Regions from separate parts of the Mus musculus genome. Here region 2 is linked to region 1. The links are chromatin loops, found by intact Hi-C in ENCODE. Cell type or tissue: left cerebral cortex. All regions are shown on one strand. Links, peaks and the distances in the headings refer to the core of each region. The heading gives the core; the rest is flanking DNA.

Region 1 (16,272 bases), core at 4,041-12,040:
TGCCTGCCTGCCTGCCTGCCTGCCTGCCTGCCTGCCTGCCTCCCTGCCTGCCTGCCTGCCTCCCTGCCTGCCTCCCTGCCTCCCTGCCTGCCTGCCTGCCTCCCTGCCTGCCTGCCTGCCTGTGGCCATGTTCCCCTTCACGATGATCATAGACTTTAACCCTTTGGAAATGTAAGCAAGCTCCTAATAAACTCTTTTATTTATTAGTTGTTTTGGTCATGGTGTCTCTTCACAGAAGTAGAAAAATAACTAAGACAGTGGTCATTGGTAAAAATGGGAAAAGCTAAACGATAAAGGGATACCTAGGACCACAGGACCTCTGCCCTCTCTAGCTTAGGACCCTCCATTGCCCACAGAGATGATCAGCTACAGTCATGATGGCTGAGAACCCAGCTAAACTTCTCTTTCTTTTCCCTGCTCTTGACATACCTGGTGTTTTGTTTTGTTTGCTTTAGTTTTGGTTTTTTTTTTTAAGACAAGGAAGACATTACTCTGTAGCCCAGGCTGGTCTTGAGGTTATCTTCCTACCTCTGCTTCCTGAGTACTGAGATTAAAAGGGTAAGGGTGACACCCAGCTAGGTAGTCTCCTTCCAAAGAAATTGGCTTGATGGACACAAGAATGTCCCTGGTTCTCTCAGAGGAACTCTCAAAGAGGACGGCCTTCACACCACGCCTAAGAAGATCCATCCCACCTTCTCATCCCCTTCCAAAACCACTCCCACTTCCCGAAGGCCCACCTGTTGCCTCAAGATTGGTTTATCTGCATGCCAAACACATCCCCATGTCTTGTCTCAGAAGAACTCTTCTCCCCACAGACAGAAGGGCAGCTCCAAGAAGGCTGAAGCCTGATCATCAGACTAACCACAGAAACCCTACCCCACCACCAAAGAAAGAGACAATGGCCTCCCTTCAGCATTGTAACTATACACACAGCAGAGACACAAGTGTCGCATGCCAGAAGGAAGGACCGGGCAGGTTTCTAATGGCCCTGCTGCTCCTCTAGGCTCCAGGTGAATCACGGATAGAAGTCAGTCAGGGCCTCACAGACTCTGATTCCCTGGGGAGGGAACACCTATCCACCCACCCACAGCAGCTGCTTCTTGCTCTCCTACCCATGTGAGGAGTTCTCCTTTTTAATTAAGCTACATGAGTACTGCCATGGGGGTCAGGGGAGGTGGGAGGGCAAGAATGGCAAGAATGGCAGATGAATTGAGTGTTGCTCATTTCCACAGTCAAAGTCTCCTGGCCAAGGAGATAGCGAAAAAATCTCTTGTTGGCAAAGAAGTGGCGTATTCCTAAAACCATCCTTGAGGAGGCACGTTCTCAACTGACCCTGTTATGGAATACAATGAAGCGGGCAGGCACCTGTGGGACCCATGCCAAGGGATGCTCCCTGTGTAATTACGCATTAACAGATCTGGTACAAAGGGGCTTCCTGGGGGAAGGGAGAGGAGTGAGGACCTGGAGAAAGGGGCAGGAACTGATGAATGGACATGTAGACAGGCAGACAGACAGGAGCAGAGCCATGAGGTTAGAGAAGAGGAGACCACAGAGAAGGAAAGAAGAGGATGAGAGAGAAGGTGATAAAGGTGGGAGAGAGGGTGGGAGCAAGGGGAAGAGAGAGAGAGCTGGGATGGCGGGCAGTCCTTTTATATCCAGCCCACACCTGGCATATGATGACCTTAAATTGTTGCTAGGTCTCTGGGAGGAGCCTGATGGAACTGCCTGTAAGCTAACAGACCCCAGACTCGCCTTAGTTCCAGGTGAATATACCATGGTTTAGCAACCGGATTCTAGAATCAGACTTCAATCTAAATCCACACCTCACAGCCGTGCCCTTAAGGAAGTTTGCTTATTTCTCTAAGCCTCAGACCCATCACTTACTACTCAAAAGGGCAATGACAGCAGCAGAGGCACCAGGCAGTCAGAAGTTTATAACGTACATGAAGCAAGTGAGTGATGAACGCATTCTAACCTCCAAGGAGATTTCTACCCAGCGTCTACAGATCCACCATCATGTACTAGAAGAGTCAACTGCTCCTGCTCTACTTCTTGCACACGTCTCTACCTTTTCCAAGTTTTTCCTATTACACTATTGTTACGGACCTGTATTGCCTTAAACAATACAAGAGATCAACTATTTACAAAGCATTCCCACGGAATTAAGTATTTACCAGGAACCTAGATATCGTTGTGTCTTTTCTGTGTGTGGCATTTTTTAAGTCCATATTCAACTGAACAGACACTATACTCATGACCCAGGCTCAGTGTAACATTGAAAAGACAGGCCCAATGGCCTCATTGGACTTTAACTTTAAAAAGGATAAGACATTAACCAAATAACAGAGTTTAAAACAATAGTTCCCAGGGAGAGGCCTATCTAATCAAGATATCTCACTTCTGGCTTTCAAAGTGAACACGGTTTGTAAACATTTCGCTCACTTATCAGCTGACAAGTCATGGTGGGAGGCTCAGCTACCCTACACAGAGTCAGCTTGTGACAATTATTTCTTGATTGGTCTGGACTTTATTTGAGAGCACTGGCCCAAAAATGGTACCCAGTATTTGATGTCATCCTTTACTGAGATAGGCACTTCCTACTTGCATGGCAGGTCCAAAACTGTGCTGCTAATGTGTACTGCTGCCATCACTGCCAAGATATACATACAAGCTTCTTGGGGTAGAGCGGGCTGCACTGAATGAGTATGGATTTTGACTTACTTTCTACCTTCAGGATATTTTCTTATTTTGCACAGGATTGAGAAGGCAGCAGTGGTGTGTGTTGGGGGCTGTGAGAATCACCTAAGGGTTCTGATACTAGATACAGTCTTTCAACACCCCAAAAGACATCAGACCAGCCTACTACAAGGAATTTAATAGTTCTACTTCCTTTGTCTTGTGGTTAGCACTCATAATAAATGAACCTATAGCCTCTTATATTATGCCACTGGTCATATTTGATGACTCAGGGGCACCCAGAGGCTGGTATGAATCATGATATAGGTTTGGCTTGGTTTGGCTTGGTTTGAGACAGGGTCTGCCCTGTCATCTTCAAATTCAGAAATCCTCCTGCCTTTGCCTTCCAAGTGCTGGGATTAAAGGCATCCACCCTATATCTGGTCCCCATGATGAAGGATGTGCATGGATCCATGGTGAGCTTGGGAATAGTTAGAGCAACACAGTAAATTTCAAAAGGATCAATATATTTAATTATTTAATTTTCAACAGGACCTCCTTTTTAATTTCATGTTAAATTGTTTTTTTAAATATAAGTAGGAACAGTGGTCATTTTATGGAAGTGGTCATTTAGTATGGTTTCCCTTCTTGGATTTAAAAAAAAAAATTTGGAAATGTCTCCCTCTGGAAAAAGGGCACTGTGATTCCGAGGCTTCGTGATCAGCTACAGGTGACTTGAGAATTGAGATGGGGGTCTTCTGAAGGTCTCTGTCCTTCAATGTCATGTGGGTCACAGAGGTTACCAATGAGACGTGAATGCTTTAAGAATGCCTTGGAGATATGTTGATGACACCCAAGTTTCTATGGGCATCTACAACCACTCCCTTGACCTCAGACACAGATTTCCATTGTTCCTGGATAGCTTAACCTAGATGGCTCATGGCACTCAAATTGTCTCACTCCAGGTCTACGCCTCCTGACTCCAACCTGATGTGATACCTCAATGGAAGGCAGCATCATTATCAAGTCACTCACTGAGAGATGGAGACCTCACCTTAGATTCCTTCCCTCTCAGCTCCCATTTAATTAGACTGTAAGTCCAATCAGTCCTACGTCCAAACTATGGCTAAAGTTTCTCTTCTACCACCATTTGTTACCCATCAGTTCTCCTCTTTCTATCTGCTGCTGCACTCTCTCCAACTTGGTCTTTACCTTTAATCTACCAAACATTATTGAGTAGTAGATCTTTTCCTGTGGAAAACAAAAGATGTCAGAGCATCTGTAAACTTAAAAGCAAGCAAACAAACAAAAGCATAAAAACTCAATGGGCAATGGGAGTGCACACCTTTAATACCAGCATTCAATAGGCACAGGCAGGTGGACCTCTATGAGTTTAAGGTCAACCTGCTCTACAGAGTGAGTTCCAGGACAGCCAGGGCTGCACAGAGAAACCCTATCTCAATATACAAAAACAAATAAACAAACAAACACCATAAATCTCAGTGCTCAAGGAGTTCCTGACCTAATACAGAAAGACCAACATGTTAAAAAATAAAATAAAATAAAATAAAAATAAAAATAAAATAAAATGTGCCAGGCATGATGGTTCATGCCTTTAATCCTAGCAATGGATAAACTGAGGCAGGGAGATTATTTTGAATTTAAGGCTAGTCTGAGTTTCAGGATATCCTGGGCTAACCTATGAAACCCTGCCTCAAAAGAACAGTTTATTGATATGTAAATATAATATAAAAATCTGGAGCAAAATAAGGAAACTCTCCTGTCTGTCTACCAGGGAGTGGGAGGGTCTTGCTCCTAAGCAGGTCTGATGATAGCTTAGAGTTCTTATCCCCAGCATTTTTGACTATCTCAGTATCTTATGAGGCTCTCAGAACATTTCTATTCTGTGCTTGTATTTCTCATTTTGTCTTTGGCCTTGACTTCTTTTCTTTTTTTAAAGATTTATTTATTATTATATGTGAGTACACTGTAGCTGTCTTCAGACACTCCAGAAGAGGGAGTCAGATCTCGTTACGGATGGTTGTGAGCCACCATGTGGTTGCTGGGATTTGAACTCTGGACCTTCGGAAGAGCAGTCGGGTGCTCTTACCCACTGAGCCATCTCACCAGCCCTTGGCCTTGACTTCTACCCACTAGCTAAATCCCAAGCACGGAGACACCTGCTTGCAGTCTCCCTCTGCTGTTGAGAAGGTCTCCATGAGCAGCTGCCATCAGTGACCATCCACCCAAACCCAGCAATGTCCTTGAATCTCCAAGGCAGCTCTATGGTGTGGATGTCCTTATTGACAAAGAAACAGACCAGCAGAGGCCAAGGTAACTCACTCAAGCTCACAGAGAGAGAGGATGGGCATGCTAGAATCTGAACTCAGAATCGTGTACCTCCAGTCACAGCTATCCCATTGCCCACCGTCTCACTTTCCTGACCACCTCCTTCCCAGCCTGCCCAATCAGAAAGTACTTCTGTGTTCCCCAGGGGTAGCCATTCCTCTTCTGGCCCTCATTGCCTTGTTTTTTGTTTTGTTTAGGTTTTGGTTTTGTTTATTGTTGTTGCTGTTGTTTCAGCTTTTACAACAGGGTTTCTCTATTATGTAGGTCTGGCTGTTCTGGAATTCTCTGTATAGACCAGACCAGCCTCAAACTCACAGAGATCCACCTGCCTCTGCTTCCCCAAGTACTGAGGTTGAAAGCGTGCACCAATATGCCCAGCTGACTGTCATTATCTTGAGCTGCCATAACCTGTTTGCTTACCTGACTTCCCCCAAAGCTGGTGAGCGCCCACCCACATGGCACGTGCTATTCTTCTCTGAGCCCCCATACCTGGCTCTGCTGCCCCATCAATGGCATTTACTACACCTCCACTGAACGAAGGATTCATAAATGCTTCTAGTGTCTGTTCTCAAGAGATCAAAAACTGTCTGAATGCAAGCTATCCTTCATATACCTTCGCAGATTAAAACCTGAGATACCTCAATCTTAAACTGGAACCTTGAAGAAACAAAACGGGCAGTGTCGTGAAAATAGAATCTCAGAATCCAGACTCCCGGAAGTGAAGCCACGCCTCCAAGCCCTCCTCCAGGAAATGAATGGAATCAGATAAGGATGCTGTCATCAGGACTGACCACACCTCCTCAAAAAAGGCTATTTCTTTCTGTAGCAACATAGTTCAGTGTGTTAGGGCTGGGGGAATATGTGAAAACAGCAACTCAGAAATAAAGCAGGGCGGGCTAAGGTAAGAGGGGGCATTTACATGTATTTAGACCTGTGAATCACAATATGAATTTTTACTCAGCTATTCGCGGGCTTTTTACATTCTCATGGGTCCAGGGCATCCAGCCATAACATAGTCTCTTTGAATCTGGGCTTCGGGCTTTCTACCTGGCCTATACAACCAACCTCTTTATGAAAGCATCTTGAATCAGCTCAAGATGCCTCAGCTTCGAGTTATAAGCTTTCTGCAGAACTGATGGAAACCACAGGTGACATCGTCATCAAACCACTCTGTGTCAAGTTCTGCCTAAGAGTGCAGGAGGTTCATGGGCCTTGGACTATAAAGCCAATTCATGGCTTGGTGATTCACGAGCCAAGATGGAAGATGCCTGAGATAACTGTTCAAAGAGCTTGGATCGGAGAGGGTTAAAGAAGTCCTAGGATTGAATACTCTCAGTTCCAGCAACTTTGTGGTCCAGAACCTGAGAGCAAACGCTAACCTCAGGAATGATCCAACTGGAGTTCTGCTTCTACAGCAGTGACCGGAGATGACCTGAGACCTAGCCTAAGGTATAGAATGGCCTAAGGAGAACAGGGCTGTGTAGGCTTCCACCCCCACATGCAAATACAGACACAACATGACCACATCTCTCCGAACTCACTCCAGAACTCCCCAGTGCCCCCAAGGCCACGCCTTGCCTAGACTTTACCCTACTATCATGCCATAAAGCTGGCAGGTGGGTGACAAACCACTTACAGGTTCAAGAGCTAGATCACTGGCTCAGCATCACCCAAGTCAGGGACAGCAGCATCCCAACCAGACAGCACACTGCATACAGCAAACACTTTTGGATCCAAACACAGCCCAGATGCCTGCCCCCATAACAGCCAATGCACAGCACCCTGCGGCATCCCATATATTGGTTGGTTATTTAAGTATTCGTGAAAGTACGAAGGCAGGGACGCAGTCCTGGGTAATCTGTTCTCATTTGAGTTCTTTCCCTTGCTCTTCCTCAAGTGTGCGTCAGATCTCATCTGATGTAAACCACAGATAAATGTCATTCTCCCCTTCGTATAGGCTAAAAGGTGAAAGCTCAGAGAGGTTAAGTAACTTCCTTCCGATCACACAGCACAGAGGAATGGAAGAATCACTCAAGTCGATGATTCCAAGAGAACCTGCCCAGACAGTTCTGCTTGCATCAGCCTGGCTGATTGGGCCTCCTTTCTCACACTCTCTTCCATTCACATCACAGGGAACCCAACCTGCTCCAGAAGTCTGAGCCTCTTCGAGTCTTCCACCTCTGTGAGAATGGAGACTCGGCCATCTGGCCAAACAGCAAGGCCCCCAGTAAAGGCCAAACTACAGGTGTCTCCTTGTACACAGGACAGGGGTTGGGGAGGAGCTGTTGAGACTTGCCTCCTCCAGTTACTACCAATGGCTCAGGCTCCTTGTTTGGAAAAATACACAGAAAAGCAAAATTCTAATTGCCAGCAGCGTCCAGAATAAGAACAGTATTCAACATCGCCCTCTAGTGTGTCCAAGGCCATAGGTACAGCACCCAGCCACCTTTACTCCTCAGAGACTCAAACCGGCCAGACATTGGAGCTCCTAGGAGCTCGGGGAGGGACATCGCCTGTCACTCAGGCACCAAGGCCTCACCAGCTCCAAGGCCAATGTCGGCTGCAGGATGAGCTGTCTCCACTCCTAAGGCTGCTCAGTCCACAACCTCCCACCTAGCCGGTACACAGCAGCAAGGGAAAGAACACAGAAGTTGAGAGACAGCGTTAGGATGAGCCCATGGAGCAGGAGAATCGGGAAGAGGCAGAGGAGGAAGACAGAGAACAGGGGAGCCAAAAGCAGGTAGGATGAAGATAAACAGAAAGCTGAGCAATAGCTAAAGAAAAAGACAGAAATGGAAAGTGAGTCCAGGCAAATGCCCTCGGCGTGACCACGTTCCTATTCTCCTCCAGCCACAGGCTCAGATATGCGGATAAGAGGTGGCCGGTGTGCTGTGTAGCACAAGACACACCCTCCCATCTCCTGAGGTCATTTCCCTCTCCTGACACAGCCCTGACTGCTCCTGAGTGCTGGGCTGAGGGAGAGGAGGGGAGAAAAAGTGAACCAAAGGCGGAACTCGCAGAGCGAAACCACTTACGCACAGTGCGGCCGGCAGCATTTCCATCCTACCTTTGCCGTCGCCACGTCGGCCGGATCCATGACCCCGGCTTGGCCTGGGGAGCAGAGCACCATCCAGGGAGAAAAGGCAGAGTCACAAATGTCCACCCAGAAAGAGGACACCACCCCCTCTGGAAGGAAGGCCAGGAGAATGAGACCTGCTTCCACTCTCCAGAGGGGTCCCCTGGTACCTCCTCAGTTGGTAATGGAGGAAAACATCCGGGGGTTCCCAGCCAGTTAGGGAAGCGGGCGGTCAATATCCCCACAAATACCCATGAGGCCCAGTCAGTCCATCTCCCCTCCCCTCGTACTTGGTCTCAGAAGGGCAGTGTGGGTCTCCCCAGGCTCCCCCTGCTGGGGGGAGAGGATGCAGAGTGGATGCCCTGCCCCATCACTGCCCCATCACTGCCCCATCACTGGTAGGTACCCAGAGATGAGGACAAGGCGCACATGTGGACAGAGGCTGCTGGAAGGTGCTGAACCAGTGCTGGGTCACAAGGCAAGGCGAAGGTTTGGGTTGGAGGGGGCAGGTGTTAAGGTGCAGGCACTCAGATGGAAGCAGGGGTAGGTTCTGTGCGAGGAGGAGCTGGAGGCACCGCGCTGAGTGGCACAGCAAAGTGGAGAAGGCGAAGGGAAAGGGACTCCCCGTAAAGCCACTCACCTTGCAATAACATTCAGACTGACTGAGGCCTACACAGAAGCCAGGGGCGGGCCGTTCCCACACCCCCAACTCCACTCCCAGAGACTCACAGCCTCTGTCTAAAGGTGCATGAGAGAGCAGCAGGCAGCCAAGCTGGATCCGCAAAGGCCCCTAGCTCCGTTGGAGCAGCCTGATTGGCGGAGCAGGATGACTTCATCCAGCCCCATTCATCACTCTAGGTTTTCTGCCCGGCAGGGACAGTCAGCTCAGCTTGCAGCAACTACAGCTTCCTCTCTGGCCCTTAAAGCAGGCAGCTTGGGAGAGCCTCTATCCGTCAGAGGGCCACTGAGAGAAGGGAACTGGCCAGAGTACTCTCGGTCTCACGGAAAAGCAGAGCAGACCGCTCGCACTGCTAAGAAAGGAAAAAATAAAAAAAGCGCACTCAAAGCACCATGCCAGTATTCACTGTAAGCATCCTGTGTGCCGGAGCGGGCACCGATGGAAGACAGCAACACTCCTAAGAGAACACTCGGCAGAAGCTATAAGCTGCACTTCCCCCACAGAAAGTGAGGTGTGGCAAAACAGATCCAAGCCCTCAAGCATGCCTCATATCCTCCTCCGTGGTCATCTCCTCCCCATGAGTGAGGCCCACTTGGCCTGGTAAGGACAAGGCTTCCCTTGTGTCCAGCATTTTAAGCCCATAGAGAGTGATCAAAAAAATGGCAGCTTACAGATCCACTTTACAACTTACGGATCTAAGTCACAGAAGAAAAAAAAGAAAAAAATTAGGTCAGTGCAAGCCTGTCAGCCTCTAAAAGTCATTTCCACTCAGGCTTCTACTATATAAATCTACCAGGAAATCTGTTATCGGGCCAGGGAGATGGCTCAGTGACTACGGCCTTTGTTGCTAAACCTGAAGAACTGGGTTCAGTCCCCGGGACACACATGATGGAGCAAACTGACTTCTGATGGAGCAAGTTGTCTTCTGACTTCGACAATGAGCGCTGTGCTATGTGTGGGCAGGCACACACACACAAATAAATAAATGTCATTTTTAAGATACAATTACAACAACAACAACAACAAAACCCTATGATTCTTGGAGAAATGTCTTCAGTTCCAAACTCCTCCCTTCTTCCTGAGACCCTGCTCAAAATCCAGCCCCCAGACCATTTGTCCTTCCCCTCCCTCATTTCTCCTCATCCATATTACCTTACTCAGTTCAAGCCCAACCTCATAGCCTAACACAAAAACGTATGGCACCAGCATACACCAAAAACATCAGTAGACAAGGCAAATATGGCTGGCTGCAGACAGATCTGCTGCTTCTACCTGAAGGTGTGGTCATGCCTCCCCAATATTACCTGCACAATCAGGGAGATGGTGTCTATATGCTGGAGGAAATCTAACCCTATAAGGTCCTTGCTTAGCCCAGCCTGCTCAGGTGACAAACCTTCCTGACCCAGACTCACCATCAAGGGACACTTCTAAGTGTTCATATCCTTGCAATGGCATCCTGGCCTGCAGGTCCCTTAATGTCTTCTCTTCTGTCCCCTCCCCTGCAGGAGTCTCAGTAACACAACATGTCTGTAAGCCAGGTAACAAAGCAAGGCAATCTATGAGCCTTGAAGTCCTCTTTACTCCACACACAAGTCTCTTGGAATCCAATCTCAGCACTGCCTTTCTTTGGTCATGATTGTTTGATTCAATCACAGTGGATATAGCCCTTAAAGGATACAACTCTTTTGTTAACATTTTGAATTACTGCCACTTTTTTTCTAAACGAGAAAATGATCTTATTTTCTTCCTCAAAACATCACCACACAGACACTATACCCAGCGCGCATCAATGTACACGAGTCTGGCTTAACGACCAGAGCAATGAAACTGTCCACTCTCCGTTTTCACAGGGCTCCGGAATTTAAGTTGTGTCTCCAAATCCCATCATCTCCTTGAATACTCTATGATCCGTGACACCGAGATGATTAACCTGAGATCTGTAGCTGTGAAGTGACTTGTCTAAGGTCTCGCAGTGAGAAACTGAAAATTGAACTCAACCTTATATGATTGGATGCATATCTTCCTCCAGAAATCTATTCCCAGTTTCCCACCACTTCTCTGTATCTCCTCGGTCTCCTCCCAATTCCTGAAGACTTAGAAAATAGGAAATATCAGTTGAAACCAAGTGAGAGTCAGGGGATGTAGCTCTAGTTGGTGGAGTGCTTGCTTCCCATGCGTAAAGCCCTGGGTGCAATCCCTAGCAAATCATGAGCGGGACATGGTAATACATGCAACAACCCTAACACGTAAGAGCTGGAGACAAGAGGATCAAAACTTGAAGGTTATCCTCAGCTACATAGCAAGATCGGGGCCAGCCTGAGCTATATAACCCTGCAAATAACAACAAAGCAAATCCTAATTTAATGCCAAGAGATTGATTCATGCCTTTCATCCCAGTATTTAAGAGGCTGAGGAGATGATGGATGGATGGATGGATGGATGGATAGATAGATAGATAGATAGATAGATAGATAGATAGATAGATAGCTCAGCAGGTCAAGATTCTATCACAAAAGACCGATGAGTGAAGTTCAGTCCCCAAAAACCATCATGTAAGGAGGAAGCCAACTTCTGAAAATTATCCTCTGAGCTCCATGTGCACTGTCGCATGTGCACCAGCACTCATATATAAACATATCAAGCACATACATAGTGATAATGATATATGAAACATAATTTTTAGTTTAAAAATATACAAAATGGCAATTGATGCAATTTGCCTTTGAGATTTCTTTTTTCAAGATGGCCAATTATGAGATAAAACATTATCAAAAAATTAGGAGGGAGCTTGAGATCATCAAAAAGTTAGTGTGCACATTTAAAGAAGGGTCCTATGATGGCTAATCCTAGAACTCAAAGTTGGAGTCCAGACTGAGACGAATTCCCAGTGGAGACTGCTTTTTAGATTTAAAAAAAAGAATCAGCAATTCATTCATGTTCGCTTTAGGCAGGAAAGGAGACCAAGGTGCCTTGCCAACGCTTAATTCAACAATCCAAACTAAGATTAAGGCAAGGGAGAGATACAGGTCTTGGAGCCTGAAGATGCACTTTTCATCCCACCACAAACACCTGATACACGTGTTCTATGAGTTGAAAGTACCTGTTTTGTCTGTCTTACCTGAAATTGTGGGGAGCAGAAATGTTTCACATCTGAAAAGTATGTCAGATTTAGAGATATTTACATAGGTTTTCTCAGATGAACCGTTCTAATTCAAAATATTTTAAATGCTCCAAAATCCTCAACCAGTAATAGAATTTAGGTCGAGGAATAATAACAACAAATAATAATAACAAAACAAATTCTAATTTAATGCCAAGGAGATTGATTCATGCCTTTAATCCCAGTATTTAAGAGGCTGAGGCGATAGATAGATAGATAGATAGATAGATAGATAGATAGATAGATAGATAGATAGACAGATAGCTCACTCAGCAGGTAAAGGTTCTATCACATCTATTTCTGTAACTCTGATGAATTTTTTAATAAGTCCCATTCTATGATCATGGTTGAATCTACTGGGGGCGAGGGGGTAGGAAGAGGAGAGACCTTTCTCCTACTCAATGAGGGTACCCCCACTAGACTCCTTTACAAATCCAAGAGCATGGGGACTGTGCCACACCACAGATATCGCACTGTCCTCTTTACTCAGAAGCCTGACAAGTTCCCTCTGACTATCGTGTGGCCTTCAATCCTCTCTCTGTGCCTGGGCTGACAATCAAATGTGCAGACAGAAGGCAGAAAGCTGGTGCCTACCAAAGAGGACATTCTATTTCATCAAAATCGCACAGAGACCAATTCCTTGATAACTGGAGTCTGCCTAGTCTCTCCGATGACTCAATCCATCTACCTACTCAGTTCTTAAGGAACTATCACCAGGTAAGGAAGGTGGTATACACCTGTAATCCCTTGTGTACTCACAAGGCAGAGACAGGAGCAACTGCACACACTTTGAGCCTCGCTGATCTACATAGTGAGTTCCAGGCTAACTGGGGCTACTTGGCAAGCTCTGACTCAATAGATCAAACAACCAAAACCTGGCACACATCCCTGGAAGGTGAACTTGTGTCAGCAGTGTTGAGAGAGCATCAACAGAAGCCTAAGGCAGTTCAGGCCTTGAACCCACCAGCCTCAGACATAATGTAATTTGGTACAGAACAGACAACCTGCAATGGTTGGGGAGGTATATATTTCAGAGTACAAAGAATATTCTGAGAAAAAAAAAGAAACAAAAAAAACTATATATATATATATATATATATATAGGTCTTTTTTTTTTCAAGACAGAGTTCTCTGTATAGCCCTGGCTGTCCTAGAACTCACTTTGTAGCCCTGGCTGGCCTCGATCTCAGAAATCTGCCTGCCTCTGCCTCCCAAGTGCTAGGATTAAAAGCATGCACCACCACCGCCAGGCCAGAAAATGATATTTAAAAGGGTAGAAACAGCTGCTGCAGGGGCCATTGGATTCATACCTCTTCTACTTAGCAAAAAGGACGTGAGAGATTCCTTATGAAATAACCCTCCAGCCTATACGCTTGCTTTTGAAACTAGAGACCTGAGGCTCCCTGTTCTCCAACCCATTTCACTTCGCCTAATAAGTTAGCGAAGGGGCAAGAGAGAAACACTCCTTTACAATATTCTCTGTCTGGGGCAATTATTCATACTAATCACTCTACCTTAGGTAGCTGCTTAATCACTGCACTTAAGCACCAAGTTAAGGAGAGGAAGTGATAAAGACCCAGAAGGCTTTGAGAAGGTCAGGTTTTGACAGCCGAGTGGAAGGTGATGTGAGAAATCCAGTCTCCAACTCCCTGAGCACAGATCTGAGGCAGAACACTGCACCTGCTTCTGCTAGAAGAGCCTTCATGGCAGCAGCAGCAGCAGCAGCCGCTTGGGAGGTTGGACTACAAGGAAGCCAGTGTGGTTGTTTCAAACCCTGGTCAGAGAAACTTCCCCAGCACTGCATTCTGGGAGTTGTAGTTCTGAGCAGCAGGCATTTGGCAGCCATGTTTGCACTGCTTTCAGAGTATACAACTGCATTTTGATTTCTGTACCAAGATTATAAATCTACAATCAGATGTCTTTTCTAAAAAGGTCAAATCCCTTCTCTCTAGCTTCTGGGTGCTGTGGGAAACTGAAAAGAAGGCAATGAGACTGGGAAAGACTCACAGAACTGTAAGGAACTTGAAAAAATGAGGAGTCTTAGCTCTCTAGTAGACTCTCTGGTTATAAAAGATGGGTTCTTTGGAAGGACAAACAGGAAGAGAGCAAGGGCAGCAGGCGTTCCCTTGCAAGTGTATATCTGCATGAGTGACTTTCTCATCCTTTGCTTGTTAGCCATCAACCTTCAGCAAAGCACTGAGCATAAGGAAAGGCTGAGACTTAAATTCTAACTCAACCATTCACCTCTGTGTAACATTGGGTAAATTGCTTGGCCTGACTGTGTCCCCATTTCCTTATCTATAAGTCAGGGATGTTACAAAACTAAAGCATTTGTAAAGCCAGAAAACACTGTAAAGGGCTTGGATTCGTGTCTGGCAAAGAAATACTAAGTCAGAGTTTGTGTCTGTGTTCATTTGTTATTCAATGGTAGTCTTCCCCTTTGCCAAGCAACCCCTCACCCCAGGGTGTACATTCCAAGTCTCTCCCAGAATTCACCATAAGGGCAGGTACGCAGCAGGGAAACCCAGAGCTGTTGATGAGGCTAAACAGAGACATGAAAGCAGTGCAGCAAACAAAAGAGTCAATAGAATAAGACTAGGAGAAAGAATGTGTACCAAGGATGCTACCGGGGAACATCAATGACGCTAGACACTAAGAGAAAGCTGGACCTGGGCTCAAACAGAAGGCCACACACGGCACGGGTCTATATTCCCATCACTCAGAAGGCCGAGATGGAATGGCGTGAGTTCAAGGCCAGCCAGGAGTGTGGAGGTGGAGGCAGAAGGATAAGATATTAAAAGACATCCTTGGCTACATAGTGAGTCAGAAGCCAGCCTGGGCTACATGAGACGACACCCCCCCCCAAAAAAAAAAACCCTAACACCGTAATCTACAAGGCAATCAGAAACGTGGACCCGGTTGAGCATGAAGGGAAAAGGAGAGCAAGTGACTAAAGGCAGGGTGGGAATGACCACGGGAGGATAAGATGGAGCACCAGAGAGCTGGGGACAGAGAGATGCTGTCTTGGGAAAAGCCAGAGATGTGAGAACCACCCCTGCACAGGTCAGGTTCAAATCAGACTTGCAAAAGTGAGCTGCTCTCTGGAGAAGTGGGGGCTTAGAGTGGAAGAAGTTTAGATGAGGAAGGAACAAGGGTAGTAGGAAGGGGCACAGTAGGAGATAAGATAAAATGATTGGTTTTAGGACACCCCCTGCCCGCCATCTTCCTGTTTGCTGTAAATGGTTAGTGGTTCCTGGGCTATGTACCAGGCAGATATTAAGAAAACAGAAGCTGTATGCCTAGGCTAGCTAGGCACAGTTCTATTAAATTAATTCATGTTTAGAACAGGGTCACTGGAGGCTGAGATGTTCTGTTCCTCTGATGTTTAGAGGTCTATGACAACTCGCATCAGAAGCTGTTGTGAAACGCATTAACTGGAACACTCCTGAGCCTGGGCAGGCATTCATGAAGTTAAGATCGCAGCCTAGGGACCTGCATATTAATCAAGCTCTTCTTCGCAGTCTCAGACACATACAGGGCCAAGAACCACAGCCTTGGCGATACAACAGAACACTCGCTATCCAGAGGGTGTGGACACTAACCCACTCATGTACAGGAAGGGTTACAGCTTAGATTTGTAAGTATATTCTTATTTTGTACTTAAAATCTCTCCATCACCATACAAACGACACACTGCGATTTTAGTACAGAAGGGCACAGCCACCATGCATTGGTAACACATATCAAATATGGCTTTGCAACCATGCTGATGTGATCTCCCCGGCCCCACCCCACCTCCCCACCCCCACCCCACTCCCAATACAATAACTGCAGTGCTTAGACAGGGTAAGCTGCAGAGAGCTGCTCTGAGCTTCCACTGTAAATCAGTAACTGAGAAGAGGAGTCTGTCCTTCAATTCCCCATCTCAGCCTTGGAGACCAAAGCAGAGTAGGACCAGCCTGATGTTGGAGTCTCTGTCATGAGTCCAAGTTGTTTCCCACCTACACTCCTTCTTTATTGTAACTGGTAGGAGGATGAGACTTCTCCTAGCAGGAAGTAGAAAAGCTGGGGAATGAAACTTACCATCTATCCTGCCAGTTGTCCAAAGCTAGATCCCAATTATGGTGTCAGCAGAGAGAGGGTACTTTGTGCTGAGCTATAATTAACAACCCCCTTTCTCAGACGGAGAAGAAGTGCTGGAGTAGGAGAAACACAGTGCAGGTGATGGTTACACCTGCAGACAGTTCTGCTGACAGCTACAAAACCAGCCAGAGCTGCCAGCGAGGAGAGCGCTAAGCCAGGAATACTGAGATGGGTGGCAGAGGCAGCCAC
Region 2 (16,272 bases), core at 4,977-12,976, 140 kb before region 1:
CTACAGTGTACTTACATAAAATAAATAAATAAATCTTTTAAAAAAAAAAAACAAGGAAACATGCTCCACTATTTTCATAGCAGCCTTATTTATAATAGCCAAAAGCTAGAAACAACCCAGATATTTTTCAGCAAAGGAACGGATACAGAAAATGTGGTACACAGTGTAAATTACTCAGCAATTTAAAAACAATGACTTCATGAAATTCGAAGGCAAATAAATGGATGGAGCTAGAAAATATCATCCCGAGTGAGGTAACCCAGTCACAAAAGAACACACATGATATGTACTCACTGTGGAGAGCTTTTGGAGGCCACTTCTAGAAACTTGGAGGGAAATTGACCTCTGGCCAGGACAAGGAAGAGAGCTTAAGGAGGGAATCTGACTTTGAGCTAGGACTCAAGAAAAAGGCTCGGACTAAGAACATTTACATTTGAATTAATGCAAATCTCAGAGCCGACTCAGCCAAGGCACATGTGGCATTCCTTTTGTTTACAGGATTTTGTTTACTGCCTTGCTTTTTTCTTGACCTAGAACTGATCTTATTATTTTGTGTGTACAAAAATGGTATAAAAGCAGACTGGAAAAATAATAAACCCGCTTCAGCCTCAGAACTGGCTGGGGTCATGCTACAGTGTTGTCTAATTGTCCTTTTTCTTTTTAATCCTTTGCCCCTGCCTGGGAGAACCTGTTGACCAACTGAGCTGGCTCAGTCACTCACTGATAAGTGGATATTAGGGAAAAAGCTCAGAAAACCCATGATACAACTCACAGACCATATATGAAGCTCAAGAAGAAGGATACCTGTAGTTTGGATGCTTCAGTCCTTCTTAGAAGGAGGAATAAAATACTCCCGGGAGGTAGAGGGTGGGAGGGACTTGGGAGGAAAGGAGGAGGGGGAGGGGAAAGGGAGAGCAGAATCAGGTATGGCAGCAGTCGGGGGCGATATACTGAGGGTCAGGAAATAGAACAGAGGTGCATAGCAATAGAGGGCGGGGAACAGGGAGTAACCACCAGAAAGTTCCAAAATTCCAGGAAAGCAAAATGTTCCCAGAACCCAACGGGGGATGACCTTAGCTGAAATACCCAACAAAAGGGAGGGTGAGCCTGTAGATACCATAAGCATCTACCCACTCATTTCCAAAATTTTAACCCAGAATTGCTCAACCTCTGCACATGCATACATGGGCAAGTGCACACATACATGCATGCGCGCGCGCGCGCGCACACACACACACACACACACACTTAGGTTTATTTCTCAACACTGAAAGAAGAAATGAAGACAAGTGAATGGGGGGGGGGTTCATAGTGTAGTTCACACGGGCACCAAGGCCAGACTTCTGAGTCTCCAAGATGTTCCCACTGGGAGTCCGGTAAAGACGGCACAGACTCAGTATTTGTAGTCAGGAGAACTGACAATTGTTTTTTAAAGGTTAGGGAAACTGAAGGCCAAATTAAGAGGGATTTTTAAAATCTGTTGTTGTGTGAATGGTGCTTGTGAGTGTGATCGTGTGCTCTGAGTGTGTGGAAGTCTGAGGACAACTTTCAAGAGTTGATCTTCTCCTTCCCGGTCCCGGGCTCCCTGCATTGAACTCAAGTGGTCGGGCTTTCCTGGTAAGCTTTTGCCCGCTGAACCATCTCTCCACCTTGACATAAAAATGTTAAAACTAAGGTATCTCCCAAGATGTTAAAGACTTCTTCCTGAGGGTTAGTCGCTGGCAAGGGTCATTGTAGTGCGCTGAGATTGGTTGGGTGGAGCAAGAAATGCACACTCCAAGGGGGAAGCAGCTGCAGCAACAGAGAGAAGTAGACCGCAGCACTAGAGCCTGCTGGAGAAAAGTTAACAATGCCTGAGAAAGAAAGGGAGCCTCACAGCTCAAGGAACGGAGTGATGTCCTTGCGGGAGCACAGGCCCAGCACAAAGCCAGCAGCAGACAGGCAGGCTGGGGTAGATCTGAGGGTGCCACATGGGAAGTAGGGAACACATCTGTGTGGGTGGGTGGGTGGAATGAAGGGGGAATTTATTCTGGATTTAAGGCAGAGACTGCACTTCTAGTGGGGGTGGGGGATGGAAGCTCTACCTTGTGGGCGTGGCCCGTTTGAGAGCGAATGTCCCTTTGCTGAGGGAGCACGGCTTCCCCTCCCACCCAGAAGGGAGAGCGGCACTGCCTGTTCCCACACACCCTCCCTTAGCAGGCTCGAGCACATTAATCATAGTCTTCCTCGCCGTGTACATTAGCACAGCTTTCCCACGTCCGGAAAAATGTTCCATATTTATGCCCTCATTTAAGCCTCACTGTTCACTTGGGCGTTCATCGGGGAAGGTAGAGTTTTAAAGCTTAAAAAAAAGAAAGAAAGAAAAGAAACGCGGAGGTGTCGTGAAGCTTGTGGCTAAACGGTTGATTTCGAGTTGTGAGGGTATAATAATCAACCCTGAACTAGCATTTGTACTCTGTGCTTTCCTATCCAGCCATGTTGGCGCCCAGGTCACAGGATCTTTTGCAATATGAAAGTGCAGGGGAGAGATCTTCGGAGAGAAACGCTAACAGCCAAATCCAGCCTCACGGAAGCAGCCTTGCTTCCCAAGGAGCTGGGCTGAAGGCAGAGCACCAGCTCTTTCTTTGGTGGTCTGTTGTGTGTCTTAAGAAATGCAAGAAAATATCAAATTTCACCCCAGCTGGTTTGACACTTTCAGGTAATTCCTGTCCTAACCATACATGGATCCTGGATTAATGAGAGTATATTTTTATCTCTCAACCTTTGAGCTGAAGCTAAGAGAGCTGCTGTTCTTTGCCTGCTGGATGAGGTTGCCATGGAAACTCTTTCAGGAGAAAAAGCACCTCCCCCTTATAATGTGACAACAAGCAGGAACTAAAACGGACCATCCACTCTAAGATGAGAATGGGGGTGTGGTACACAGACCAAACAAAGCATTACCCCTCCCTCCCCTCCTTCAAGATTCCCTGTAACCCACAATTATGAAGTGTTCCCCCAAACAGATTCATGTCCAAATACACAACAGTAATGCTCTTTTGACTCCCAAAATCCTGATCTTTACTGATACTTTCTTGGGCATGGCCTGGAAGGCCAGGTATAGCTAAGGGCACCAGTTGCGTGTATTGTGTCTGAGCTGGCTTCATGTGACCAACATGTGCATTTCTTGTCCAATGACAGCACACTGCAGGCTTAAAAGGAACCCAGCTGTCGGGCGTGGTGGCGCACACCTTTAATCCCAGCACTCGGGAGGCAGAGGCAGGCGGATTTCTGAGTTCGAGGCCAGCCTGGTCTACAGAGTGAGTTCCAGGACAGCCAGGGCTATACAGGGAAACCCTGTCTCGAAAAAAAAAAAAAGGAACCCAGCTAAGAACATTTCACACACAGATACATAAAGTCAGACAGGCAGAGAAACACATAAATAAATAAATAAATAAATAAATAAATAAATAAATAAATAAATCCTGCAGATTAAAGCTTTGTGGGGGGGGGGGGGCAGCTCACTTTTGAGATACTTTTTTCTCTTCAGGATTCAGTATCTGATTTGGAATATATTGTCTTTTCAATATTCCTGGGCTGAATGCATCTTTGAATACAAAGAGAGATGATAACTCAGATTTACAACTGAGACTAGAACACAGGTCTCTTATAACTTACACAATCCCTGCAATGTTTGCATCATTAGGACTGTGAAGGATTTAAAGCATACATGCTACCCTCACTAGGGTGTATCCCTAGTAACGAAGATGATCGTTTTTAATCATTTACTTGTGCTTTTCAAGGGTAGGAATGAGGTCAAGTCTTGCCATGTAGCCCAGGCTGTCCTCAGACTTGCAATTCTCCTCCCTCTGCCTTCTGAGTGTTGGCCATAGGTGGGCACCATCGCGCCCGAATGAGGGCAGATTGTCATACACACTGCTTTGCCATTAGAGCCAAGAAGAGTGCCTGGCATACTGCACATGCTCCATAGGTGTCTGATGATTGATTTATTAACTCAATGAATGTTTGAAACGGATGGATCAAAGAATCATGTGTAAAACAGTGACAAGCTGTCAGAAGACATCAGCCCAGGAAATGGTAGTCACTAGCCCAAGAATACAAACAGTATCAATGAGAGGGAAAAGCTAGAAATTCAGCTCTAGATCTTATGCTGAGCTGCAATGTCACCTACTTCCGAATTCCCAGTACCATGGAAAATGCTGCACTTGATTTGTGGTCATAGCCTTTCCACTTATCGCTGAGGATCATTTTCTGTCATCTTATTATATAAGGTGCTTTTACCCTGGGGGAATTCCATTTTTCTGTGAATGTTTTTGTCATCTCTAACCACATCTGATGTTTTTGCGATCAAGTATAGCTACAAAGGAGGACTTAGGATCTTTACATAGGGTCAGTACCCTCTTGGTTTCCTTCCTCCCTTCCATCTTTTTTCTCGTTTTCCTCCATTCTCCCTCCCATCCTCCCCCCTCCCCCTTTCTCTCTCTTCAGTCCACAGCTGTCTTCTCTATACCTGGATAAGACCCTTCCCATAAACCCTGAATAACTTGCCTACAAAAGCTTACTGCATAGTTACAAGTCTCAGGAAGAGCCTGGATGTTTGAGGAAGAATACAGTATTCAAGGATGGAAGACAACACTAGTTTTTGTTGTTTGGCTTTTGTTTTTGTTGGTTTCACTGGTAGATTTTAGATCACCCTTGTAGATATCGGTATTCTGCAGAGTATGTGCTGTTTGGTTTTATGTCAACTTGACACAAGCTAAAGTCATTTGAGAAGAGAAAAACCTCAATTGAGAAAAACATACCCACCAGATTGGCCTGTGAGGCATTTTCTTGATTGTGGACTGATTTAGGAAAAACTTATATACAGTTTTCAGATATAGGAATGAAACAGAGTAAGCAAATAGCTATCATGCAATCATGAAGTCCCAGAGACCTAATCAAGCAAGGTTGCACTAAGGCAGCACAGGATAGCTCAAGTGCAGCTCAGACCAAGAGCTCAGTGACCTTGGGACTGATAACCACAGCCCTTCAAGCTGGGAAGTAGGGTTGAGTTCTCAGGATCTGGAGAACAGAAGCTTCCCCAAGACCCTGGCCCCAAGCCTTTCTAAACATGTGCCTGGTTTAGGCAAGGAACTAAGTTCTTTCTCCATACCTCAAAAAGAAAGTCCCTGATCAGCCTGGGCCTCACCTATCCTGATTTCTATGAAGAGCTACAGGCAATTAATGGATGCTAAAAAAGGAGAATCAGCCTCCTCCAGGAACAAGCCTCCTGATAGGTTATCCAACCTCAAATGGCTAACCCTAAAACACACACGGACACACACAACACACAGACACACACACACACACACACACAAACTTCTAACAATAATAAGAAGTCGTGAGTTTAACAAGGGACATGAGAGGAGTTGGAAGGGAGAGGATCAAGTGAGAAAGATGTAAACATAGTACTAACATACAGAATTCTCAAAAATGAATACACTAAACATTTCCTTCAGCAAAGAATTCATTGATTAAGACAGAGCTGAGAGTGTCGCTGAGCAAGAGTGCATGTTCAACATATATGAAGCCTTGAGTTTAATTCTCATGACTGCGGGGGGGGGGGGGACACAATGGAGCAGGGAGAAAGAGGAGGATGGAAAGAAAGGAAAAAGGGAAGAGAAAACAGAGGAGGCAGGGAAGTCACTCAAATGGTGTCACATGGAGTTGGGCTCTGGGGTAAATGTGATGACCCAAAAGGCACAGAGTTCCTGTATTAGACTGAAGGTTTAATACACAGATCCAATATACCAGTGATAGAAAGTGTCCATTTGTTTATGGTGATTATCACTTTGTATACAGAATGTCTCAAATCCATGAAATGAGCTAACTTGGCAGATACTGTGAAGTATGAAACCTGTGGGGTCAGAAGGAAGAGTTCAAGAATCAAGAGTAAAGAAGGCAGCTGGCACAGGAAGTCAATACGCTAGCATAGGAGGTCAAAACTTGCAGGGAATTCTGGAAAAACACTTTGTCCAGATGGAAGCAGAACCACAGAAGAGACTCGTAAAGGAGTTAGACGAAGCGGTCCACCGGCTACTGCAGCGGGCTGCTGCTGTTCAACAGAGCCAGTAGTCTAAAAATAAACTGGAAGCAGGTCAGTCAGAGGTGAGAAAGACCAGCTGAGACCACGGGGGAACCTTCCTTTCCATCTACATGGCATTTCTGTGATGCTTTTCTTAGGGCAAGGGCTGTTCCTTCACGTGATCGCCTGCATTTGATGCAAGTTCTTTTGCACAAACCTAATTCCCACCCAGGGTAGGGAATGCTGGAAAATAGAGTTCCCAGACTAAACACCATCTTAAATATCTTGTAGCTGTGAGCAGGAGAAAGCAAGAATTATTACATTCAAACCCACATAAGAGCCTGGAGCTACACAGAGAACCAACCATGAGACCAGCTCAGAGACAAGGAACTAAATAAAACATGACATGTCAGCTGTACTGTGATCAGCTGTGGCCTGTAGTGCTGCTATTGAGAGATGTGTAAAACTAGGAACTGAGCCATCCCTTTCCATTATACTTTCACAGATTCATAGTCATTCTGTTTCCTTATACATTATTTTAGATACATATTCATCAAGAAATAAAGAAGAACGAAAAGTACTGACTCAGCTGATTCCCCTACAAACCTTCTCCCAGGGGATACTAAAATTAATTCCATCAATCTTGTTCAGCTATGAAATTCCATGGTTGTTCTACTGTAAAATCATTTAATATTAAAACGTTTTCTAGATATAATTTTTTAAAGTGTCTCAGCTTTGCCTTTCCGAGTTGATTTTAGTAGATGTTCCTAAAATGATAGCATCGGTAGATGACATGACCACTGACCCCATTTTTGCAAGCTTGCAAGGCTGCAGACATTGCATTATGCAGTGCGCATCCCTAGAAGGCCTGGAGCAAAGCCAGGTAAACAGCAAGAGCTCCATGGATGCCTTGTTTCCTCAGTAAATCCTGGGTATTCTTCACGGCTGCAGACAGCTCAACACAAATCCTTTTATAACTTCTTTATTTTTCCACTCTCACGCTACCAAAATCTACTCAGAGACCAACACAGTGTTCTCAGACTATTTCCTAGTTCAGGCTTCTTCATTCAATTCCCCATATATTTAGTGACTGCAAAATATACTTTATATACTATTCTAGGCATCATATGAAATATGAAAAACCAGCAGTTGTTCCTTAACTTGTAGAGCTTGCCGTCATGGAGGCAGTAGACTGCATGTCGTTATACACAGAGACAGTTGCGCCGTTACAAATGATAATCTATGCCAAGAATGCAAAGCCAGGGTGCAACGTGGAAGAATGAGTCTCTGTCTCCATGCAGTGGTGAAAGATCATCTCTTTGGAATGACAGTTAAGCATGAGCATGAAAGATCAGAAAGAGCTAATCCTATACAGAGGAAAAAATAGCTCTCACAGAGAGCAACGAGACTAGAGCCCAATGAGCAGGAGAGGCTTGGTGTAAGTTGAACCTGGGGAGGTTGGCAGTATTCAGACACTGTGAGGTGCTTTGGGTCTCCCCACCCAAGCAACTCCTGTAACAAGTTCGAGTACCCATAACTTATTGATAGAGAGTGGTGTAAAAAAAGCCAATGAAGGGTGTATTGAGCAAGTTACCTCTGGGAAACTTGCATCTCATTCTCCATGGAAACTCTGGGACATAGTACAAATAGAACCGACACTCAGGAGGCTAGGAAGCTGGGCTCCTCATGAATAAATCCCTATGCTCTAAGTAATCCTCCGGAACTTCCAGACCACTCCGTGCAAGATCAACACACTCATGGACAGAAAAACGCAGTCAGGGGCTCTGCGGATCATTCGGTCTGTAACGAGCTTGCCTTGTAAAGCAGGATGGCCTGAGTGTGATACTCAGAATTCACAGCCCCCCAAAAAATGACCATTATGTCTCAGGGATATAGAGACAGGCAAAGCTGTGACCTGCTGGCAGCCAGTCCATCCTACTTAGCAAGTCACAGGCCGTCGAGAGACCTTATTTAAAAAATAAAATAAGCCGGGCAGTGGTGGCCCACGCCTTTAATCCCAGCACTTGGGAGGCAGAGGCAGGTGGATTTCTGAGTCCGAGGCCAGCTTGGTCTACAAAGTAAGTTCCAGGACAGCCAGGGCTACACAGAGAAACCCTGTCTCAAACCTCCCCACCTCCACCCCCAAATAAAATAAAATAAAATAAAATAAAATAAAATAAAATAAAAAAATAGGAAGACTGACGCCCTCTGCTGGTCCTTTCAGGCACTCAAATACATTTAGCATGCATTCATACAGATACACATGAATACCCATTTAAAAAAATAATAAAAAACCTTTTTAAGAGATAAAGTGTCTTAGGGTTTTATTGCTGTGAAGAGATGGCATGACAGCATCAACTTTTGTAAAAGAAGACATTTAATTGGGGCTTGTTTACAGTTTTGAGGTTTAACCCATCATCAGCATGGCAGGAAGCATAGTGTGCAAGCAGACATGGTGCTGGAGAAAGAGCTGAGAGTTCTATATCTTGATCTGAAGGCAGCAGAAGGAGACTGTAAATCACACTGGGCATGGCTTGAGCATATATGAGATCTCAAAGCCCGCCACACAGTGACATACTTCCTCCAACAAGTCTACACCTACTCCAAAAGGTTTGAAAAGGTATGGACCATGCACATGACTCTATTGGGGGCCATACCTTTTCAAACCACCACACACCCTTCAACTGTGATCTGAAAAAAGCTCTTTCTTCTTTAAGTTTGTTGTCATATATTTTTCACAGAAATGAGAAAATTAATTAATATGCTCTCTCTCCCTCCTCAGCTCTTTGACCTTATCACAGTTACACAAATGCAGCTGCTCCTTGGAGAGCTGAGGTTTAGGTATACAGCATCTTAAGAGTGCAATCTTACAGGCTGCAAAGGGCTTGGGTGCATCTTAGTTTTCTCTGACATCAATGTATTTTTCCCTCTAATTTCATGCTCTCTTTGTATGGAAAACAGTATACGTGTTTTTCTTTTTAATTTTAAAAAAAGAGGAAAAATATAAAAGTTCCTTGAACCTTTTGCCATAGGATCTTAGCTTCATGCACTCAAGACAGGTTAAGCTGAACTTTTGAAAGTGCTCTCAGAGTCAAATGCTTTTATATTGTATCTGAGCTAAAAACTTGCTTATAGTCTACCATCCATTTCTTCTTGCTTTGAGATATATATATATATATGGTTGGTGATTAACTGTTCCTGTCTCTGAATGTAATAGTTACCTGCCAATCTTGACTCTTTCATATACCAGATGCTAGAATGAATTACCTCCCTTTTATGTCAGTTAACAAAGGCAATGCCCAGGTCAGGGTCAAGATGGCATCATGGATGAGATGTACTGGAGAATATGAACCCAGAGCAGGTCCAAGTCAAACATGCAGCAGGTATCCAGGTCTGATGAGGTGTTGTCAACAGCCTCCTGAGGAGCACTCACACTCAAGAATAGGGTGCTGGGGTCTTAGCACTGTGGTTATGGGTTCAAAAACAAAGGTGCCCTCCACCAGTGGCTCTGGTTCCACAGCCCAAGTATTTTTTGCTGGCTTGGACCCTTTTCTCATTGAGACAAGGCAAGTCATGTGAATTGAAAGCAGAAAGAGGAAATCTAAATAAAGCCCTCCAACTTGGCAGTTGTCATGATGCTCATCTTACCTCGCTGCATTGGAATGAGCATCAGGCTGCCTGGACAGGAAACTCCAGGAAAGCTGTTGGTGAGCTACAGGTTTCCAGGCAGCTGAGCCAGGCTGTCTAGAAGTGGAAGCCAGGGCTTATCAACAACAGGCCACTAGCAGGATAAATAGATTACATCACTTGGAATAGATTCCTAGCTGTTTTTCTACCTCCTTCCTGCCATCAAGGAAGAAGGAGAGGTAGGAGAATGGGGGAGGGGCAAAGAAGAGAGGGAGGGAGGGACAGAGGAAGGAAGAAAGGGAAGGAGAGATAACAGAAAGGAAGAAAAGAGAAGATCAAAAGCCACCCAGAAGGAGCTCTCTCTATACATGCTATAAGGCAGCCCAATTAAATGGTTTCCTTTCTAAGAGTTCCCGTGGTCATGGTGTCTCTTCACAGCAATGAAATCCTAACTAAGACTGATGAATATATGGAATGGTTTGGAGGGAGGAAAGGAAGGGGAAAATGATGTGATCATTATTTCAAGAAAGAACAAAAATAAATAAATAAAATGATCAAGGAAGGCCCATTGGCCAGCCAACCTAGCCAAAATGGTTCATTGAGAGAGTCTATCTCAAAAAGTAGGCAGAGAAGTGACTGAGGGAGACACCCAGCATCAACCTCTGTCCTCTATATGAACTTACATGGATGAGCAAGTGCACTGTGTACATAGAGTTTCTTCATGGAAGCTTCATTGTCTTTATACCAAACATTTCTTTATGCAACTGTGATACAGGGAGGTGTCTTCTTCCATCTACCATTCCACTTCACCACCACCGCCACCATCATTATCAACCACTATTTTGAAACAGAATCTCTCACTGAACCTAGAGTCGCCAATAGGCAACCATGGCTGACAAATGAGCCATTGAGATCCTCTTCCCCTTCCCCCTCCCCTCCACCCCTTCCCCTCTCCCTCCCCCTCCCCTCCCCCTCCCCTTCCCCTCCCCTTTCCCCCTTCCCCTTCCCTTTTCCCCTCCCCCTCCTCCTCTTCTTCCCACTACGGGATTAGGCATGAGTCACCAAATCCAGCTTCTTATATGGGTGTTGGGAATCTGGACTCAGGTCTTCATGATTGCACAGTAAGTGCATGACCCACTGAGCCATGTCCCTCAGCCCACTATTCTCCTTTTCTATCATCTCTGTGGAGCTGAATACCATTAGTTACCTCATAAATATAGTTACTAATGCCCTGGGTTATTCCAACACTTTGAAGTTGTGCTCCACTTTGCTTGCCCTGGTCTTCAGGGGTAGTGTCTGAGTATTGGTGATGAACCCCTGCAGCCATTTGTCTAGATCTATAGTAAACCCATTCTTTGCTGATTCTACTGATAATCATATATATATATATATATATATATATATATATATATATATATATATATATGTGTGTGTGTGTGTGTGTGTGTGTGTGTATATGTGTATATGTATGTATGTATATATATATGTGTGTGTATATGTGTATATGTATGTATGTATATATATATATATATATATATATATATATATATATATATATATATATATATATATATATATATATATATATATATATATATATATATATATATATATATATATATATACATACATACATATACCTTCATTTGCCTCTAATTAATCTCTCTTCCTACTTCCCAGAAATGTTTCTATTTTATTCTCATTCTCTTTGAGTTCTATTTTGCTCACCTCTCATGACAGATGATTTTATTAGTGGTTTCACTGATGTATTTTCTGTCATTTGAGCAACTTCAAACTCTTCTTTTCCTACCTCAGTGTATCCTTCTTCCTCCTCCTCCTCCTCCTCCTCCTCCTCCTCCTTTTAGTGTCTATTCCTTGTTGTCAACTTGACTATATCTGGAAGGAACTACAATCCAGAATTTAAAGGCTTACCTGTGATCCAGATCTTGAGGCTGGGAGATACAAATTTCTGTCCTGAATCTTGATATGGAGATCTTGAGACATAGATGCTATGAATCCCAGGAGACTAAGGCAAGGAGATCTCTGAGTTCAAGGTCAGCCTGGGACAAAACAAGTCCCAGATCCAGACATGGTGGTACATACCTTTAATCTGGGCCACACCTTCTGCTGGAGACCTACATGAAGACATTGGAAAAAGGAAGATTTGCTCTTCTTTGCCTGTATGCACTTACTTGCCAGCACATCTGTTGGAGTCTACTAGCATTATGAGACTGAGCAACTACAAGATCTTTGAACTTCCCATTCACAGTTGACCATTGTTGGGGAGTTGGACTACAGATTGTAAGTCATCCTAACAAATTCCCTTACTTTAGAGAGATTACCCATAAGTTCTGTGACTCTAGAGAGCCCTGACTAATACACCCCTCCACCTCTAAATCTTGACCTTACAAGTCAGAGTTGGTGCTCTTGACCCATGTCCCTTGCCCAGTACTGTGCTTTTCCAGCAACTCTCTCCTGGATCTTCAATTTCTCCCTCTCTGTCTTAGGGTTTTGCCCATAGAGTCGTATCTTACTTCTCCTAAAATCTCATCATCTCCTTGTCCTTCTTTAATTCTATCAGATGTTCTGAACGTAGAAAAGAGCCACTTGCACCCACGATTTAACTTCTATTGTGTTCTTACTTCCTGCTTCTCCTACATAGTTCCTCTAAGGTCATAGCTAACTTGTCTATGAATTATTCCTTGCTACAGAACTTCCTGTTGACATGGAACCTTCTCTGAACTTATTCCCTGATGCCAAACTGCTTTGATCTCCAGTCACTTTGATCAGTCTGCTACTCCTCTACCCCCACTACATTTAGACCTTCTCTAATCTTGTCTCTTTCATAAACTCTACTTCCATGACTTCACCAAGAGCAAGTTATCACCAAGAGCAGCATCAGTATCTCAAACCTAAATCATTCAAATAATACCCAAGACTTTATGCTTCTCCCCAAACCCCACTCCAGCTATCATCTTGATAAGACACATATATTATGGACTGATGTCCTCTGTGGTCAGTATTGGAAGTTTTCTGCTCCTGCACCTGCCATCATGAGAGAGACACTTCCTCCTTTACTGCACATCTTGCCCAGTGATCATATTCAATGAATGATAACCTCATGATTCTTCCAACATCAAATTTCTCCAGCTTACTGTACCCTACCCCAGCCCCCAACTTCCCACTCACTATTGCTTCTGTAATCAATTCTGTTCCTCCTATTCCAGTTTTCCTATTTCTCCAGATTCACTTTTCTAAATACACTTAATCATATCATTTTACAATCGTGTTATCCAGCAAGCACACTCCAAAATCCTTAAATGGGCATTGACTGTCAGTTAGCTTGCCAACATAGTGCATCTTTATCTCTCCCACCGTGTACACAGCATTCAAATAAATCACTCACTCTCTCCATCTCAGATCCTATTTCCATGCTGTACAAGTCTGCTTGTGCTGCTTTCCTGGAAACAGCGTTATGTTTTAGAATCACACTTCCTGTTGAAATCCTGCCTTTGTTTTAGGATCTGTCTTGGATGTAACTCTTTATGCAATTTTTTTCCTGTTTGGGGTGTAACTTTCCTGTTCTCTGGTCCTATCTATTTTCTGTTTAATCTATTTGGCTTCACAGTTATTGATGAATATTCCATCTTCTCGCTGTTGATGTCTTATTCTGGCTGTAGACTATGAATATCTTTAATTCTTTTTTATTTCAAGAATTTTATTAGGATCTACAGATTTAAACATGAAAGAAAATTATCAGTATTCAGTATTTCTTTATCCAGAGGAAAACAGTAGTTAAGTTTCTCATTTCAGTTCTCCAGGAAAAGTGAGTCTGTCTCTACTGTTGTGTGTTGTGAGGGGAGCATTACTGAAGTCTCATGTGTCTATGTGGTAGTCTGAAGGCAAATCTTTGATTCTGAGACGATACCACAGGCGACCAGTAGGTACAGTCCCCAAAACACCCAGTTATAAAGTTATTAGGCAAGAGTAGAAATGTGTGTAGTTGGAGCCGTGGGGAGGGTTGCCATCATGGTGTAGAAGGGAAAAATGGGTCTGAGGCAGGAGGAAGGAACTGACAGCTACACACCTCAGGGACTCTCAGTGGGACATCATTTGTCCATCACTGTGCCTTTGTAAAATATCAAACATAGTCACACTCTTTTACAAGGACTTTCAGAAGTGCAAATCTTGAAAAAAAGTTAAGTTATGGTCTCAAAAGACCTGAACAAATCCTGAATAGATCCCTCCCTTTGTCTCCTTTCAGTTTGGGGGACTGGTGTGTTGGGCTGGTGCTGGCCACACAGCTGTTGGGCAAATCTGGATCCACAGTGATGTCTTATTGTTTTTTCTATTGTTCTAATGAAATAGCCTGACAATAGAGGGGAAGGGTTTACTTAGCTTATGGTTCCAGGTTACAGCCTATCGTAGCAGAGAATCACAGCCGATGAAGCTTGAGAGAACTGGTTACTTTACATCCACAGTCAAGACCAAAGCTCCCAGTGAATTAATGCATGCCGGTGCTCGGTTGGCCCTATCCCTTTCGTTCGGACCAGGACCCAGACCATCAAATGGTCCTCCTACACTCAGGGTGGGTCTTTCCACCTCAGTTAGCCCAATCAGGAAAACGACTATGGTTAATGAGCCACCTCTGTCCGATAAGTGTAGCAATCTCCCTTATCAAGGAAGCTCCTCCTTACAACAAAGGGAGAGCAAACCTGAAAACTACACATATTAGACACAAGAAGAGATCGCAGGATTGTAGGGAGCCCAGACCCACTAAATACACTGATGTCACACTTCCTGCATCTATGGCTCAGGAAACATCTCTGAAGAGGGCAGAAGGATTGTAAGAGCCAGATTATTAGGACGCCTAATGTGAAACAGTCTCTCCTAGATATATGTCTGCATAAACAAGATCGAACCAACGGCAATCTCAATAGACAGATTAACAAGAAAGGGGGGCCAGATAGCCGGCCACCTTCCTGGTGAGAGCACGGGGGTCTGCCAGGCCTGAGAGGTTTGTGGCACAGGCGCCGGCGGGAGCCGTCTTGGCTCCGGGACTCCACGGAGGGCAGGCTGCACGGGTGACCGTGTGGAATACAGAGTGCCAGCCGTTTCTGGGACGGGCGAGAGTCGCAGAGCTTCTGGGCGGCGCCATCTTCAGCTCCAGACAGCCGGCCACCTTCCTGGTGAGAGCACGGGGGTCTGCCCGGCCTGAGAGGTTCGTGGCACAGGCGCCGGCGGGAGCCTTCTTGGCTCCGGGACTCCGCGGAGGGCAGGCTGCACGGGTGACCGTGTGGAATACAGAGTGCCAGCCGTTTCTGGGACTGGCGAGAGTCGCAGAGCTTCTGGGCGGCGCCATCTTCAGCTCCAGACAACCAGCCACCTTCCTGGCAAGAGCCACAGAGCTTCTGAGGCAGCGCCATCCTCAGCTCCAGACGGCCGGCCTCCTTCCGGACAAGAGCCACAGAGCTTCTCAGGCAGCGACATCTTCGACTCCAGACAACTGGCCACCTTCCTGGCCAAAGCAACACAGCTTCTGGGAAGGATCCTGTTTTGGGCCTTCACCTTCAGCCAGGAGGAGGTCCAAACACCAGATAACTGTACACCTTCCCTGAAAGAGGAGAGCTTGCCTACAGAGACTGCTCTGACCACTGAAACTCAGAGAAGAGAGCTTGTCTCCCACGCCTGCTGATAGAGGGTAACAAAATCAACAGAGGAACAATCTCTTAACAAAGACAACTATAACAACTAACTCCAGAGATTGCCAGATGGCGAAAGGTAAACGTAAGAATCCTACTAACAGAAGCCAGGACCACTCACCATCATCAGAACCCAGAACGCCCACTTCGCCCAATCCAGGACACCCTAACACACCTGAAAAGGTAGACCTGGATTTAAAAGCATATCTCATGATGATGGTAGAGGACATAAAGAAGGAATTCAATAACTCACTTAAAGAAATACAGGAGAACACTGCTAAAGAATTACAAGTCCTTAAAGAAAAACAGGAAAACACAACCAAACAGGTAGAAGTCCTTATAGAAAAACAGGAAAACACATCCAAACAGGTGATGGAAATGAACAAAACCATACTAGACCTAAAAAGGGAAGTAGACACAATAAAGAAAACCCAAAGTGAGGCGACACTGGAGATAGAAACCCTAGGAAAGAAATCTGGAACCATAGATGCCAGCATCAGCAACAGAATACAAGAGATGGAAGAGAGAATCTCAGGTGCAGAAGACTCCATAGAGAACATCGGCACAACAATCAAAGAAAATGGAAAATGCAAAAAGATCCTAACTCAAAACATCCAGGAAATCCAGGACACAATGAGAAGACCAAACCTACGGATAATAGGAGTGGATGAGAATGAAGATTTTCAACTCAAAGGACCAGCAAACATCTTCAACAAAATTATTGAAGAAAACTTCCCAAATCTAAAGAAAGAGATGCCCATGAACATACAAGAAGCCTACAGAACTCCAAATAGACTGGACCAGAAAAGAAATTCCTCCCGACACATAATAATCAGAACACCAAATGCACTAAATAAAGATAGAATACTAAAAGCAGTAAGG

What was found. A loop is a pair of places that touch in the nucleus more often than their neighbours do. Peaks named below come from ENCODE experiments on the same cell type or tissue, not always from the same donor. Only the 100,000 strongest peaks of a DNase experiment are listed, where the experiment ranks them.
Region 2: it touches region 1 in a loop (2.0-fold over the local background); 5 of 42 quality-filtered maps call a loop at or near these places.

What each region holds. Positions count from the first base shown.
Region 1 is chr9:40,383,588-40,399,859 of GRCm38, forward strand. The region is part of intron 2 of Gramd1b (GRAM domain containing 1B); the gene reads right to left. Among named protein-coding and RNA genes, the nearest start is that of Gm51668, 25 kb to the right of the region's middle. In left cerebral cortex, for the core only: CTCF peaks have their summits at 7,436 (motif pointing left), 8,431 (motif pointing left) and 8,991; DNase peaks (open chromatin) are centred at 5,763, 7,134, 7,512, 8,920 and 1 more place; H3K4me3 peaks cover 2,216 bases; H3K27ac peaks cover 3,431 bases.
Region 2 is chr9:40,239,534-40,255,805 of GRCm38, forward strand. No RefSeq gene overlaps it. Among named protein-coding and RNA genes, the nearest start is that of Scn3b, 22 kb to the right of the region's middle. In left cerebral cortex, for the core only: a CTCF peak has its summit at 8,301 (motif pointing left); DNase peaks (open chromatin) are centred at 6,234, 6,464 and 6,948; H3K27ac peaks cover 666 bases.